Regions from separate parts of the Homo sapiens genome. Here region 2 is linked to region 1. A link is a loop called in an ENCODE intact Hi-C map of the cell type or tissue named here. Cell type or tissue: GM12878. All regions are shown on one strand.

Region 1 (8,000 bases):
CAAAAAATTAGTCAGGCATGGTGGCGTGTGCCTGTAATCCCAGCTCCTCAGGAGGCTGAGGAGAATCACAAGAATCACTTGGGCCTGGGAAGTGGAGGTTGCAGTGAGCCAAGATCACGCCACTGCATTCCAGTTGGGGCGACAGAGGGAGATGATGAGACAAAGAAAAGGGAAGGGAAGGGAAGGGAAGGGAAGGGGAGGAGAAGGGAGGGAAGGGGAGGAGAAGGGAGGGGAGGGGAGGGGAAGGGAAGGGGAGGGAAGGGAAGGGAAGGAAAGGAAAAGAAAAGAAAAAGAGAAAGAAAGAAGGAAAGAAAAGAAAACAAAAGAGCTGGATGAGAAAGTTCTAAAGGTAGAGACTCGTGCCACATGCAAATGGCGACTTAACATCGGGTCAATTAGAGAAGGACTAGGCAATGATGAGTGTTCTGCTAGAGCGGCAAGAAATGCCCGTGGCTCCCTGCTGCAAGCTTCCTCATTTGAATCAGGCCTTGGCAGCCACCACACCCACCAGGGTAAGTCATATGAAGGCCCCATGGGAAATCCCAGAGCCTAGCTAGGCCCAGTGGCCCACAGGCAGGCACTCCAGCAGCTGCACACTAAACTGGTTCTGTAGTCACAATGACAAGCCAGGGCCTGCTCGTCACAGGGTCCTCAGAATCAGGGTTTTCCGGTACCCAGTCCACAACCTTCCCTGGGGCCACAGTTGCAGCTGCTGTTCCCTGTGATATTAGCTCAGCTCACCTGGCCTCTTGGCACGAGGGAAGTTCCCAAGAGCGCAGGGGTGAGGACCTGGTCGAGGGAGCAGTAAGCCCCCTCCTCTGGCACCTCTAGCCAAGCCAGCTTTCTAGGTAGTCATCCAATTCAGCCACACAAAGTGCTGACAGGAGGAACTGTCATCCTGGGGCTGCATAAAGGAAGATAGGCCAGACCCTGGAGGGCAGAGGGCTGCACCTGGCTGGGATGCCCAGACGGGCCCATGGGTGACAGACAGCACCTTATGCCCCAAGCTCAGTTTCTAGCAGTGTTTGCAGAGCCTGTGCTATTTTAGGTTTCTTTGTCATCATTGCAGGCAAACTGGACTGGAGGAGTCTGATTAGAAGAGAAAGAACCGGTTTAACAGAGCTAGGGTGATGGGGGTTGCTTCCCGGAGCTGGCACCATAGCACCAGGCAGAAGAGCGGGTGTCAATGCTTCCGAGGCTCAAGACTGGTTTAAGATTATGGCATTGGGTTTCAGAGCAACTTGTCAGAATAAAGGAGGCAAAGAGGAGGACTTTGAGCTTCAGGAGCCAGAGGCTATAATTTCTGTCTCAGGAATAATGATGACAACAATAATACCCTTATTATAAATGTGCTTTATAATATACAAGATACCTTCATAGACATTATCTCATTTGATCCTTACTGCAGCCCTATGAGGCAAGCAGATATTCTTCATCGCATCTTAAATATAAGGAATCTAAGTCTCACCCAGGTAAGTGACTTGCCCAAGGTCACAGTCTTAAGAAAGTGGCAATGGCAGGGCCTGCATCAATGTAGAAAGGGGTTTGGGGAACCTAGACCTGCATAGCTAGAGGTCTTTGCAGGAAGAAAGGAACTCAGAGAATGAATGGGGAGCCCTGGCCTTCTGCTGATGGCCCCAGGAAATATGGGGCTTCATGGCTCTGTGGCCTGAGAAGTGACCCCATACACAGCCTGCTAGTGGTCTGGGCATGCAGGGCCATCACAGCGGGCCCCCAGGCAGCTTCATCTCCTCTCTTGGCTGGCGGGTGGGAAGGGTTTTTCTGTTCCCCTAATGCCGCCCCCTGAGTCAGCTCTCTGGCATTGCCCTGGCATGTCCTGGGCCCCACGCCCAGGCAGTGAGGAGGTGCTGGCAGATTGCCCAGGGAATGCTGCTGTCTTAACTTAAGCCAAATCCTAATTACGACCCCCTTCCCGGAGGCAACCCAATAATAGCTGCATTGGGGGCTGTAACTTGTAGGCACAGGGTGAGTCTCCCCTGCCCCTTGGGCTTTCTGGCACAGGTGTCACTGGGCACCCACCTTTACCTGACGGCTGCAGCCCTGGAGGGAATGCAGGGAACAAATCCATTTTATAGACTTTGGCTGAGCCAGGCTCCCACCCCAGGGCCCTGCTTGGGTTTCTGGTCACATCCAAATAGCTACGGAGGGAGTTGCTTTTGGACAGAATGGAGGAAAACAGAGCCAAGACTCCAGCCTGAAGCCGCCTCAGCTGTTTCTGGGGCTCTGACTCAGAAGCTGCTTCTCAGGAATGTGGAGCACTGGGGCCTCTGAGACCCTTGTCCAGGCACAGCGGAATGAACAACTGGGTGGAGGGGATGTTTCACTCTTCTCTGTCTTTTCTGAAAACACCCGCACACAGAAACTCACCACTGGGCAGGCTGAGAGCTCCTCCAGGAAGGAAGCCTTCCCGGACTCCCTCAGACCCCAGGGATCTATCCCTGGAAATGGCCACGGGCAGCCACAACTTGCACTTAGAAAAATGCGGCACTGCACGGGAGTCTGTCTCTATCCCTCTGTATCTTATCTCCCCAACTCTGTTGTGACTTCCTTGACCTCATGCTTCTGAGTGAAAAAGAGTGCCCTGAATATCACATTCATTTGACAAACATGTTGACTGACAGATAATCTGAGAAAAAGGAAGAAATAAATAAACAAAAAGAGGCAAAGATAAATCAGTGAGAAAGTAAGCAGGCAGATCACAACCCAAAGTCTGGGGAATCTGCTTCACTTCCCAAGCAAAGCTCCCAGGCCACCTGGAGAAGGAAGAGCAGGAAGGCTGTGTCGAGGTGGCCTGGTACTTCCTTGTCCCCAGCACCCACTCCAGCCCCAGATGCCCTCAGATCTACCAGAAGACACTGGAGATCCTTATACCTCCTGAAAGGAGGGGTTCTGCAGTGATTCTCCAAATGTGGATGATTTTCTTTTCTCTGCTTCTGGCCTTACTTCCTTGCCCTAAAGCAAGTAGGTGTCTCATGGGATAATTCACAGTGAAATGAGACATAGAGAGAACTAACCCTGGAGGAGAAATCATGTCAGCAGTTTATCACACAATGCATTGATTTTAGATTTGTCTGTGTACCTCATTAGATCATAAGAGCTGGGAGAGTAGAGAAGGGAGGTCTTGTTCACCAAACTAGTCCCAGAGTATAGCACCCTGCCTAGTACACAGAAGGTGCTCAGTTGGGTGCCCCATATACATTTGTTGATTTGGCTCATTGAGGGGCACCTGGAACCTGCCAGAACACTCCTGTTATCTAGCTGGCATCAGCAACTTTTATTCTGGAGCTCATTCCATGTCTGAGATCTAGTGATCTACTGGAAGAAACCATAGCTGGAGGCACCAATAATGGACTGTGGGGCCTTGGGTTCTAAGACAGACTTGGTGCTGGAAATGACCCCTGGGGTGGAGTGGGCTGAGTAATCTGGTAGCTCTCCGGCTCTCTAAAACTGGGTCTAAGGCGGCCTCTAGTGGACAAGCAGAATCACTGCCCGTTTGGGGTGGAGACCTAGCCTCCTCACTTCTGTGGCCCGCACCATCTCCAGGTTCTCCATCCTTGGGCCCAGAGTGGAAAGCATTCAAGATGGCACCACCACCAATATAAGCGGCCCATATCAGAACAGGATCCATCCAACGGACAGACCCGTTAAAAAGCACTCACTGTGTATAGCACACAGTGCTTGGCCACAAGATATGAGGAGAAGGAGATATAAGGAGGAGAAGACTAGGGCTCTGCTTTTAAGGGACCTATGATCTAAATGAGAAGTTAAAACCAAAATTTTAAGAAAGCAAACAGCAAGCCCATAATTAGGTGCCAACCATTTCAAGGGGTGAGTTCAGAGAATCAGCGCAATCTCATCTGTAAAATGAGAATACCAAAACTTACCCTTAGGGTTGTTATGATGATTAAAATGAGATAGTAGGGAGAAAATATGGCATTATTGTTGTTGTTGTTCAAGCAATCTATGTTCAACATAAGAAATTTATTATTTGTGGCCGGGCGCAGTGGCTCACGCCTGTAATCCCAGCACTTTGGGAGGCCGAGGTGGGGCGATCAAGAGGTCAGGAGATAGAGACCATTCTGGCTAACACAGTGAAACCCCATCTCTACTAAAAATACAAAAAAATTAGCCGGGCGTGGTGGTGGGCGCCTGCAGTCCCAGCTACTCAGGAGGCTGAGGCAGGAAAATGGCATGAACCCGGGAGGCAGAGCTTGCAGTGAGCCGAGATCACGCCGCTGCACTCCAGCCTGGGCGACAGAGTGAGACTCCGTCTCAAAAAAAAAAAAAAGAAGAAATTTATTATTTGTGTTTGTTTGTTTGTGTTTGTTGTTGTTGTTTTTTGGGACGGAGTCTGGCTCTGTTGCCCAGGCTGGAGTGCATTGTTGCAATCTCGGCTCACTGCAACCTCCGCCTCTCGGGTTCAAGTGATTCTCCTGCCTCAGCCTCCTAAGTAACTGGGATTACAGGCATGCGCTACCATGCCCGGCTAATTTTTGTATTTTTAGTAGAGATGAGGTTTCACCATGTTGGCCAGGATGGTCTCGATCTCTTGGCCTCGTGATCCTTCCACCTTGGCCTCCCAAAGTGCTGGGATTATAGGCGTAAGCCACTGTGCCCAGCTGCTAATTTTCGTATCTTTAGTAGAGATGGGGTTTCACCATGTTGGCAAGGCTGCTCTCAAACTCCTGACCTCAAGTGCTGGGACCTCAAGTGCCTCCCAAAGTGGCTTCCTGAGGGCAGGGACATCACCTCTTTTGTTCACTCCTTTTTTTTTTTGAGACAGAGTATTGCTTTGTCACCCAGGCTGGAGTGCACTGGCGTGATCTCTGCTCACTGCAACCTCCACCTCCTGGGTTCAATCAATTCTCCTGTCTCAGTCAAATAGCTAAGACTGCAGGCGCACGCCACCATACCCGGCTAATTTTTGTATTTTTAATAGAGACGGGGTTTCACCATATTGGTCAGGGTGGTCTCGAACTCCTGACCTCAGGTGATCCACCTGCCTCAGCCTCCTAAAGTGCTGGAATTACAGGCGTGAGCCACCGCGACCAGCCTTGTTCACTACTATATCCCCAGCACTGAGACAATGTCCCATTAATATTTCTTTTTTTTTTTTTAAGACGGAGTTTTGCTCTTCTTGCCCAAGCTGGAATGCAATGGCGCAATCTCGACTCACTGCAACCTCCGCCTCCCGCGTTCAAGCAATTCTCCTGCCTCAGCCTCCTGAGTAACTGGGATTACAGGCATGCACTACCATGCCCGGCTAATTTTGTATTTTTAGTAGACATAGGTTTTCTCCGTGTTGGTCAGGCTGGTCTTGAACTCCCGACCTCAGGTGATCCACCCACCTCGGCCTCTCAAAGTGCTGGGATTACAGGTGTGAGCCACTGCACTTGGCCAATATTTCTTAAAAAGGAAGAAAAAGAGATAGGGAAGGAAGGAAGGGAGGGAAGGAAGGGAAGAAAGGGAAAGAAAGGAAGGAAAGGAAGGAAAGGAGGGAGGGAGGGAGGAAATAAAAAAAAGGTAGAGAAAGAAAGAGAAAAAGAAAGAGGAAAATGAATAAAATGGGTCAGCAAAGTTAGAAGGAGGGCTACTGCAGAAACTCGGGAGGCTGAGGAAGGCCTAGTCCAGGATGGTGGGAGGGAAATAAAAAAGAAGAGATGGATACAAGGACATGTAAAGGGAAAAATATATAGGTGTCAGTTCCTAATGATATACAGGATGATAATGATAACAAGTACCATTTATTTAGCATCAGGCATCGAACCATTCACCTACAAATACTATCATTAAATTATTATAACAACCCTACAGTGAAAGTTACAACATCTTTATTTTACCAATGAGGAACATGAAGCTCAGGGAGCTTAGTTACCTTGCCCAGGTCGCACAAGTATTAATAGTAAGCAGCAGTCCCAGAATTCAAACCCAGCTCTGCCCTCTAAGCGAGATAAGGGATGAGTCAAGATTGACTCCAAGATTCTGAACCTAGGTCATCAGCAACTAGTCACGTCACTGTCAGAGCCAAGGGAACCTGAGAAGAAAACTGGTCAAGGTTGGCAAGGGGTATAGTTACAATGGCTAATATTTATTGAGCCCTGACTATTCCAGGCACTGTTTTGCCCTTCACTTATACTGATAATTTATTCCTCATAAAATCCTATCAATAGATAGGAGGAATAAGTTCAAGAGATCTATCAGGAGATACAGCACAGTGATTGGCTGGGTGCAGTGGCCTGTAATCCCAGCACTTTGGGAGGCTGGGGTGGGTGGATCACTTGAGGTCAGGAGTTTGAGACCAGCCTGGCCAACATGGCAAAACTCTGTCTCCACTAAAATTACAATAAATAAATAAATAAATAAATAAATAAATAAATAAATAAATAAAAATTAGCTGAGTCTGGTGGCACGTACCTGTAATACCAACTTAAGCATGGGAGGCAGAGGTTGCAGTGAGCCAGGATCATGCTGCTGCACCCCAGCCTGGGCGACAGAGCGAGACCTTGTCTCAAAAAAAAATAAGTTAGCATGGTGACTATAGTTAATAACAATGTACTGTATTCTTGAAAATAACTAAGAAAGTCGATTCTAAAGTGTTCTCAATACAAAAAACAGTATGTGAGGTATGCATATGTTAATCAGCTGCATTTAGCCATTCCATAATGTATACATATTTCAAAACAACATGTTGTATATGATAAATATATACATTTTTTTGCCAGTGAAAATAAATTAGATGCTAATTAAAAAAAAAAGTCTATGAAGTGAGTACTACTATTCCTATTTTGCCAGTAAGAAAACTGAGGCGCAGACAAGTCATAAAACACAGGCCAGGCACAGTGGTTCATGCCTGTAATCCCAGCACTTTGGGAGGCCAAGGCGGACAGATCACTGAGGTCAGGAGTTTGAGACCAGCCTGGGCAACATGGTGAAACCCCGTCTCTACAAAAAATACAAAAAGAAAATAGCTGGGTATGGTGGCACACACCTGTAGAACCAGTTACTCAGGAGGCCGAGGTAGGTGGATAGATTGAGCTTGGGAAGTCTAGGCTGCAGTGAGCTGTGATTGCACCACTACACTCCAGCCTGGGCAACAGAACGAGACCATGTCTCAAAAACAAAAAACAAAAGAAATGCTCACAGGCTCCCATGGCTAGTGTGTTCTTAACCACCATGTTATCCAGCTTCTCAATGTGGTTAATTTGGATGGGGATCATGTTGAATTTGGGTGGATAGTGGGACATTCAAGTGGGAATGTCTGGAAGGGGATCATTTGTAGCTCAGGTCTGGGACCTAGCAGCCTCTGGACCTTGCCTGGAGTCCAGAGAGTTGGACATGGGTCTTTCTTTTTTTTTTTTTTTTTTCTTTTGAGATGGAGTCTCGCTCTGTCACCCAGGCTAAAGGGCACTGGCACGATCTTGGCCCACTGCAACCTCCGCCTTCCAGGTTCAAGTGATTCTCCTGTCTCAGCCTCCCAAATAGCTGGGATTACAGGCGAACACCCGCACACCTGGCTAATTTTTGTATTTTTAGTACAGACAGGGTTTCGCCATATTGGCCAGGCTGGTCTCGAACTCCTGACCTCTCAGGTGATCCTCTTGCCTGGGCCTCCCAAAGTGCTGGGATTACAGGCGTGAGCCACCATGCCCGGCCTGACATGGGTCCTTCCTGAGGCAAGTCCCTGCCTGGCCTGTTAGCCCACCCACAGCCAGGCACGATTTCCACATGGCTGGTCCCAGCTTTATGGCCTGTTTCTCCCCTCTTCACCCCCTCCCCTCCATTTCTCCTGACCACCCCATGTCCCAAACACCTGCCAAGCCCTCAGCACCTCAACACTGTGTTTTCCACTGGCATTGCCACCTCAACTCCACCTCTATCCACCAACATCCTTCCTCTCCTTCCTCTCTGTTAAGTCACTTCTGATGGTTCCAACTGATTCCATTACTCCCATTTACATCATACTTTGCTTTTACTTTCCA
Region 2 (8,000 bases), 1.3 Mb before region 1:
GGGCGCAACGGCTGACCCGCTCCCTCCGCAGGCCGAGGCGGAGCACAAGATCGACCTCCGGCTGAAGCCCGCCTTGGAGACCCTGGGTGAGCACCGAAGCGGGAAGGGCTTTGAAGCCATTCATTGCAAACGAGGCTGCTGTGTGGCCGAGCTGTGACTGGGCCTGCCGGGCAGGTTAAGGGCAGGGCCGGTTGTCACAGAGCCCGGGCCGGCCTGGGAGGGGCCTCAGGGCCGCCGGGGCCGCGGACTCAGCCGCACCTGCCCTCCCTCCCCCCGCAAGACGAGCTGCTGGCGGCGGGCGAGGCCGGCACCTTCGACGTGGCCGTGGTGGATGCGGACAAGGAGAACTGCTCCGCCTACTACGAGCGCTGCCTGCAGCTGCTGCGACCCGGAGGCATCCTCGCCGTCCTCAGAGTAAGGGATCCACTGCGGGGGAGGAGAAAGCACCCTGTCGGGCCGGGTCCCCATCTTTTCCCTTGACTCCTCTTATACCCCAAAGCCCCACCCAGTCCAGTCACGTAGGCTACACCCCCTCCGGGGCTCCGGCCCCGGTACCCAGGCTTTCCTCCGCTTTGGTTCTGTCTCCAGCTCTGGTCACCTCCTGCCCGGGCACCTCCCTCCGAGGCCCCGCCTCCCGCCCAGACACCTCCCTCCGAGACCCCGCCTTCCGTCTGGGCACCTCCCTCCAAGACCCCGCCTCCCGCCCGGGCACCTCCCTCCCAGTCCCCCGCCTTCCGCCCGAGCACCTCCCTCCGAAGCCCCGCCTCCCACGGCCCGGTTGGCCCCGCCCTCCCGCAGGTCCTGTGGCGCGGGAAGGTGCTGCAACCTCCGAAAGGGGACGTGGCGGCCGAGTGTGTGCGAAACCTAAACGAACGCATCCGGCGGGACGTCAGGGTCTACATCAGCCTCCTGCCCCTGGGCGATGGACTCACCTTGGCCTTCAAGATCTAGGGCTGGCCCCTAGTGAGTGGGCTCGAGGGAGGGTTGCCTGGGAACCCCAGGAATTGACCCTGAGTTTTAAATTCGAAAATAAAGTGGGGCTGGGACACACGACCTCCTGAGCCTCCGTGTGTGGCGCTGGATGGGGAAGGGAGGGAAGGCCCAGCACAGACAGCTCCTGCCTTCAGTGAAAGGGGCCTTGAGATTCGTCCCCTCCCTGGCGCCAGGTCTGTGGCCCAACTGCAGGAACCTCCAGCTGGCAGGAGGCAGGTTATAAAGTTTTAACTGGCCTGGCCACGTGTAATGGCCAGAGACCCCAGCACCTCGGGCTTGTCTGCCTCCTACATCTCTCCCTCAGGGCAGGCGAAGCTCTGGTTCTGAGCAGCTGGGACTGGTAGAGAGCCACGTCTGGTGTCTGACAACATGAAAGAGGATTGCAGGGGACCACGGGTGTCACTTGTGTGCTTTTGTAGGTGATGCCAGTTCTGCTGGCGGCTTGCTCATGTCTTCACAGCACAGTCAGCTCCCCAGCCTCACCTCTCCAGTGGAGGCCCTGGTGGGGGAACATCACCTCTAAGAGCCAGGCCAGTTGGCCTGGACCTGAGGACCTCGGGGTTGACTTGAGTATCCTGCCGTGGGGTTGACTTGAGTATCCTGCCGTCTCCTTGAAATTCTTAAGTGAGGGGGATCACTGGCCAGGGAGGCGTGAAGCAGACAAGCCTATAGGTACAGCAGTTGTTACTACACTCCCTAGAGGATGAAGAGAACTTCAGGCTTTCCTGAACCATCTGCCTATGAGGGGAGGTGGAGAAGGAACCAGGCCTCATGGAGCACCTTCGACCCAGGTGCTCTGCTTATTTAAATCTCCCCAACCTCACAGATCTTATCTCCACTGGCAGATGGTCAAATTCTTTCCACTGACACTGCCTCAGGCATAAGTGGCATTAGCCTGGAATTCAAGCAGCTTTTGCCACTACCTGGTAAGCCTCGGTGGTGGGAAGTGTCCCTGGAGACTGATGGAAGCAGAGCTAAAAGAGCCACATGAGGCTGGGCACAGTGGCTCACGCCTGTAATCCCAGCACTTTGGGAGGCTGAGGCAGGTGGATCATTTGAGGTCAGGAGTTCGAGACCAGCCTGGTCAACATGGTGAAATCCGGTCGCTACTAAAAATACAGAAATTAGACAGGTGTGGTGATACACGCTTGTAATCCCAGCTACTCGGGAGGCTGAGGCAGAATTGCTTGAACCCGGGAGACGGAGGTTGCAGTGAGCCGAGACCGCACCACTGCACTCCAGCCTGAGCAACGAAGTGAGACTCCGTCTCAAAAAAAAAAAAAAAAAAAAGCCACACGAGCTCACAGCTCCTGGGACAAACTTTGCATTTTGGACACTACGCAAGACCACGGCTGGAAACCTACCCTTTTCTAACTCATAAAAGCATATTAGGATGCATGTGGGTGAATAGGTTCAATTTACTCTAAGGAAATCCTTGACAAAACAGTTAACTCACTCGTGCCACACCTCAGTCCAAATTACTGTAGCCACTGCCCAATAAAGGGCCACCCATTAGCTAAGGGGCAGCAGTCCCCATGACTAGGGTTTTTCTCTTTGAAGGACCACCAGCAGTGGTTAGTTGCCTGCGGGTCTACTTCACACTGCTGGAGTTGCTTTCAGGCCTAGCCTGCATGGACATCTTTTCATGTTTCTCCTCTTACCTGACTCAAGCTGGCTCAAATTCTAACCCTCTGTCACTTAAGTCATGTCTGTCTGGAGAGGGCCTTCCAGAGAACCATGATTCACATGGGCCATTCAAGCCAGTCCCCTAGGAATAGTGGGACCAGAGGGGTCTTCATGCCCCCAACCCTCCTGTGTGGAGAGCTTGCTTGAGCTCTGGTCTCTCACCAGCTTCTTCTCAACCTGGAAGTTTGTAGCATGTATCATTTCTTGGGTGATAAGTCCTTCCATTTTCTTACCCATTTCTTATCACTCAGGTTCTACCATTCTTCAGGTCTATTACAGATTTGTTGAACAAATCTTCTCCAACCTTTAATCATATCCAATTATCTTCTCCCATCAGAAAACGTACTCTTACCTACTTTTCCAGCCAGAACCACCTATTAATGTCTCATTCATGCCCAGATGAAGGCCAATGCCACGCAGCCTAAAGGGGTTGTCTCTGGTCTCCTACCTATACCCACCTTTCAGTGTGTCTGCCTAGAAGGAAATGAGTAATGACCTCTCACAGTCCCTCAGGTTACCCTCACTGTCTACACCTTACTCCTCTTCTGTATGCTTAACACCATCTCACCAAACCAGGGCCTACTTTATGTTCCTAGCAGTAGCTCACAGGGGTATGGTGTGTTTGTGTAACTTTTCAGCACCTTCTCTTTTTCCTTTCAATGATGCAGGGCAATTCTGCACAGACTTACAAACTGTGCATGTAAAAGTGTAAAAGCATGTATCCTCTTATTGTAGTCTTAAAAAGCTCGTGGAATCTAGGGACACAGAAGATTCTGTGGCACAGATTTAGGTACAGAGCAAAATACTCACTGGAAAAATCAAGTATTGGCTAGCTACCACGGGGATTTGATCCTAGCTGGCAAACGTGGAACTCCGCAAATACTTGGAGCCATTAATTATGTATACTTGTTTTATTCATAATTTGTCATGTTCTGGGATACCAAAAGTAATAATGGCTGAACTTAACAAAATTTGTAACCTCATCTTAATATCCACTGATCCATCTCATTCAATGGTAACAGTCAATGTTTTCTAAAGGAACATAAAAACAAACATGCACACAATTGCACAGTTTTCATAAAGGTCTATTTCATTATTGGTGGGTAGCGCATTTAACAGTTAAATACATTTAAATAATGTATAGGTGACTGCAGGACTGCAGCATTGGTAACTAGATAACCAACTAGAAACCAGCTAACAAAGAACTGTCTAAATACTTAAAATACAGCTCTTGTTGAGATCATCCTTTGTTTTGATCATCTTCTTGGGGGAAAAAAGCCTGCTGCTGGTCACAATGGAAATATATTAAGGCCAAATCTTCTGATATCCATTCCCAAAGGTTTCTTTCAGCTGGATTAAGCCTCCAACTCCAGGGCGAGCCCAACCTTGTGGCCTCCAGCATTAATGCTCTTCCCATCTACCAGAGCAGAGAGTGTAAGCTTCACACCTATTAAGACAAAAAAACACAAAAACAAAAAACCGTGATGTACCTGGCACGTCACTCAGTCTGGGCCTTCTTTCACAGTCATCCCCAGAGCCTGCCTGTCACTTCCTCAGCCTGTCAGCTGACCTACTAGTGCTGGCCACCAGAGGGCGCTTGGAAGTATCTGAGACACCAGAAGAACTGGGTTACCATTCTAGCTAAGGCACCAAGTCACAGAGAAATGTTTTAATAACAACTTCAAAGTGTTCTAGAATATACTATAATGTTGAGTATACTATCCCGATGAAAAGAGACTAAAGACATAATCATAATTCGATCCTAGAAAGGAAAACCTACAATAAAGACACATTTGGGAACGGGGGTAAATCTGAATATGTATTTGGTATTACATTAATGTTAGTTTTCTTAGATGCGACAATGGTATTGTGCTTATAAAGAAAAATGTCTTACTCTTAGGATACACATGCTAGGGGCTGCCATGTCTGTATGTCTGCAAAACATACATTTTTTTAAAAGTATGTGAAGTTTCAGACATAAAATAAATGTAGTAAATGTTAATAATTGTTAATAAATTGTTAATAATTGGTCAATGCAAGGTAAGGACATATGATGTTCATTGTACCATTCTTCCAACTTTTCTTTAGGTTTCAAAATCACCAAAATAAACTTTGGGGAGGAAAATCCCTATCTGAAGGGGGAAGTCTCCAGTACTTTAAGCAGATTCCAAGATGAGTCATGTGCACTCTGAAGTTGGAGAAGCGCTGTTCTAGACACAGCACGCTTCAAAATATTATATAAAGTCAACAAGACTATAGGCAGAACCAAAGCAATGAGTGAACTTTGATCAACAAAATAAAAATTACTACAAAACATTTCAGATACAAGCGAGGAAACTGACAGGAAGTGGGTATTAAATAATAAGGAATCACTAACTTTCTTAGGTGTGATAGTATTATAGTTATGCAGAAAAGAAGAGACGGGCCTTATTCTGAAGAGAAGTGTCATGACCAAATGGCCCAGCAAAAAAAAAAAAAGCAAAGAAAAAGAAATAAAAAATTGTGGTAAAAGGTAAACACGTATTTATTGTACTCTTCTTTCAACTCTTCTGTGTGCTTGAAAGGTCTGAAAAGTAAGCTGAAGAATGAAAACTAAATTTTTTAATACTATCAAAACAATCCTACTTTATCAAGAATACTTACCAGGCCTCAGAGTCTGAGTATAGCCTACTCCAATTAAGCTAGAGTTGTTGACTTTTGCCTAAAATAAAATACAAAAACAACTGTAAGAAAAATATTTCAATAGAGACAAAGCCCCTACATGTTTCCCCATCATGTAATCATGAAGTGTTCAGTTTTATTCACGTGAGACAATAAAATTCAATATTATGTATTAAGCCAAACAAACCAGGTACTATTTAATTCGTATCCATTCAACTCAAAAATCAAATTCTCAGTAGGACACAATACTCTTGATAGCCACTGGAATGTATCCAAAGACCCCAAACTGTCCATACAGCACAAAAGCCTAAGCACTCTCATAAAAATCATCTTTGTTAATTCTAGTCTAGCACAACAAACCAGACCAAAATGTGGTACAAGTCAGGCTCACTAGAGGTGACACACAGCAGCCTTAAAGCACAGGGTATAAAGTTTAAATTCATGACTTAGTTACACACATTACTACTTCCAGGACTCTTCCTAAAGAATCAAAACCATGAATGTTTAAAAAAAAAAAAAAAATCTCCAAACGACAAGTAATTCCTCTGAAGAATCAGATCAAACAATCCTTTATCCTCACATTCTTACACCTCTCATAAATGCCGGTGCTGCTGAGTTCTGGCTGTATGTAACCACTGCGTTTGGGAGGAGGTCCCAGTGAGGTATCATGTACCAATCCAGGCCCCTGCCTTCCTTGCACAATCCCAACATTTTAGGACTTAGTTACCGACTTCAAGGGCTGGAATGAACCCTGAAGAGTAAGACATAGTAAAGAGTAGATTCTTTCTAGCTCCATTCTCTACCACCCCTAACATTATGAAGACACACCAGAGGCCAGGAACACCTGCCTTCATTTCCAGGGCCTAGGTTGCCTAGACATGCAACTTTGCTTTGCTTTCAGCATTCTGAGGGCTACAATATAAAGGTAACAAACAGACTATGTGACCAAAACAGATCTCCAAATGATTCGATGTCTATACTCTTATAATGTGTAACATCCAAAGAGCCCAATCCAGAGAAAGAAATGATGTAACTATACAGACACAAACCACATCCAAAACACCTGTATTCACTTGGCACTACAGCCAAATATTCATGAGCTACCAATGACCATCTAAAGAAAAAAACAGGCCTGGCGCAGTGGCTGACACCAGTAATCCCTGCACTTTGGGAGGCCAAGGCGGGAGGACCACTTGAGCCCAGGAATTCAACAGCCTGGGCAACACGGTGAGACCCCTGTCTGTCTGTACAAAATTTTCCTAGCTTGGTATGATGGTGCACACCTACCCAACTACCAGGGAAGTGGGGGGTGAGTGGAAGGATCTCAAGCCCAGGTGGCTGAGGGCACAGTGAGCTGTGATTGCACCAGTGAACTACAGCCTAGGCAACAAAGCTCAAAAAAAAAAAAAGAAAGAAAAATACCTCACTAATGACCATCTTGTACCCTACAAATAAGAGCCTCAGACAGCTGGATAGACATTCCTATTATTGGCCAGGCGCAGTGGCTCACGCCTGTAATCCCAGCACTTTGGGAGGCCGAGGCAGGCGGACCACAAGGTCAGGAAATCGAGACCATCCTGGCTAACACGGTGAAACCCCGTCTCTACTAAAAATACAAAAAATTAGCCGGGCGTGGTGGTGGGCACCTATAGTCCCAGCTACTCGGGAGGCTAAGGCAGGAGAAAGGCGTGAACCCGGGAGGCGGAGGTTGCAGTGAGTGGAGATCTTGCCACTGCACTCCAGCCTGGGCTACTGAGCGAGACTCCGCCTCAAAAAAAAAAAAAAGAAAGAAAGAAAGAAATTCCCATTATTGGCCGGGCTGGGTGGCTCATGCCTGTAATCCCAGCACTTTGGGAGGATCACAAGGTCAGGAGTTCAAGACCAGCCTGGCCAAGATGGTGAAACCCCGTCTCTACTAAAACTACAAAAATTAGCCAGGCACGGTGGCAGGCGCCTGTAATCCCAGCTACTCGGGGTGCTAAGGCAGGAGAATCACTTGAATCCGGGTGGCAGAGGTTGCAGTGAGCAGAGCAGAGATCGCACCACTGCACTCCAGCCAGGGTAACAAAGTGAGACTCTGTCTCCAAAAAAAAAAAAAAAAAAAAATTCCTATTATTTAACAGTAAGAGTTAAACCATGAAACTGTGATAAGGAGTAGAAAAAATAAACTCAGTTTCTCCCTCTATACTCTCATAAGGCCTAGGGAGAATTTCCCACACATCAAGCAAACGATTCTGCAGCAGACTCCAGCTAGATGTTCTCTAATTCAATTCTGATACTATCTACCTGGAGAGAGAGCATCGGATCACACAGGTTCAGGGCTCAGTTTCATAAAACTGCCCCGCCCTCATTTTCAATGCTAACTGAAAGCTCCAGGTTCTTTTGCCTCTGCTTCTTACAGACTGGTTATAAACTGGGGTTCCCACAACCCCCTGGGGTTCAAGTAATTTCCTAGGGTGGCACACAGAACTCAGGGACTAACACATTTACCAGTTATATAGGATATTTTAAAGGATATAAATGAACAGCCAGATGAAAAGATACTTATATATCTTTTCCTTTATAGGTGAGGTCTTGAAGGGTCCCAAGCACAGGAGCTTCCATCCCTGTGGAGCTGGGGTGCCCCACCCTCCCATGACATGAATGTATTATTGTTTACC

Evidence for each region. Hi-C counts contacts between places; a loop is a spot of excess contacts. Peaks named below come from ENCODE experiments on the same cell type or tissue, not always from the same donor. Only the 100,000 strongest peaks of a DNase experiment are listed, where the experiment ranks them.
Region 2: a loop joins it to region 1, with 8 times the contacts of the local background. A loop is called at or near these places in 12 of 110 quality-filtered maps.

Annotation. Positions count from the first base shown.
Region 1 is chr10:73,881,739-73,889,738 of GRCh38, reverse strand. LOC124902454 (a long non-coding RNA gene) reads left to right here and starts at 276. Exons shown (of 2, transcript XR_007062196.1): 1 at 276-512; 2 at 1,070-1,277. RefSeq lists enhancers at 831-910, 367-1,325, 1,472-2,190, 1,354-2,553, 3,485-3,594. In GM12878, a CTCF peak has its summit at 3,488 (motif pointing left); a DNase peak (open chromatin) is centred at 525.
Region 2 is chr10:75,227,024-75,235,023 of GRCh38, reverse strand. VDAC2 (voltage dependent anion channel 2) reads right to left here. Exons shown (of 10, transcript NM_001391963.1): 9 at 5,323-5,380; 10 at 3,576-4,126. The coding sequence ends at 4,035. It overlaps COMTD1 (catechol-O-methyltransferase domain containing 1), which reads left to right. Exons shown (of 7, transcript NM_144589.4): 5 at 32-86; 6 at 281-414; 7 at 799-1,383. The coding sequence ends at 951. Among named protein-coding and RNA genes, the nearest start is that of COMTD1, 4.9 kb to the left of the region's middle. RefSeq lists silencers at 109-338, 659-838 and an enhancer at 969-1,118. In GM12878, a CTCF peak has its summit at 4,248 (motif pointing right); DNase peaks (open chromatin) are centred at 663 and 4,263; H3K4me3 peaks cover 1,235 bases; H3K27ac peaks cover 936 bases.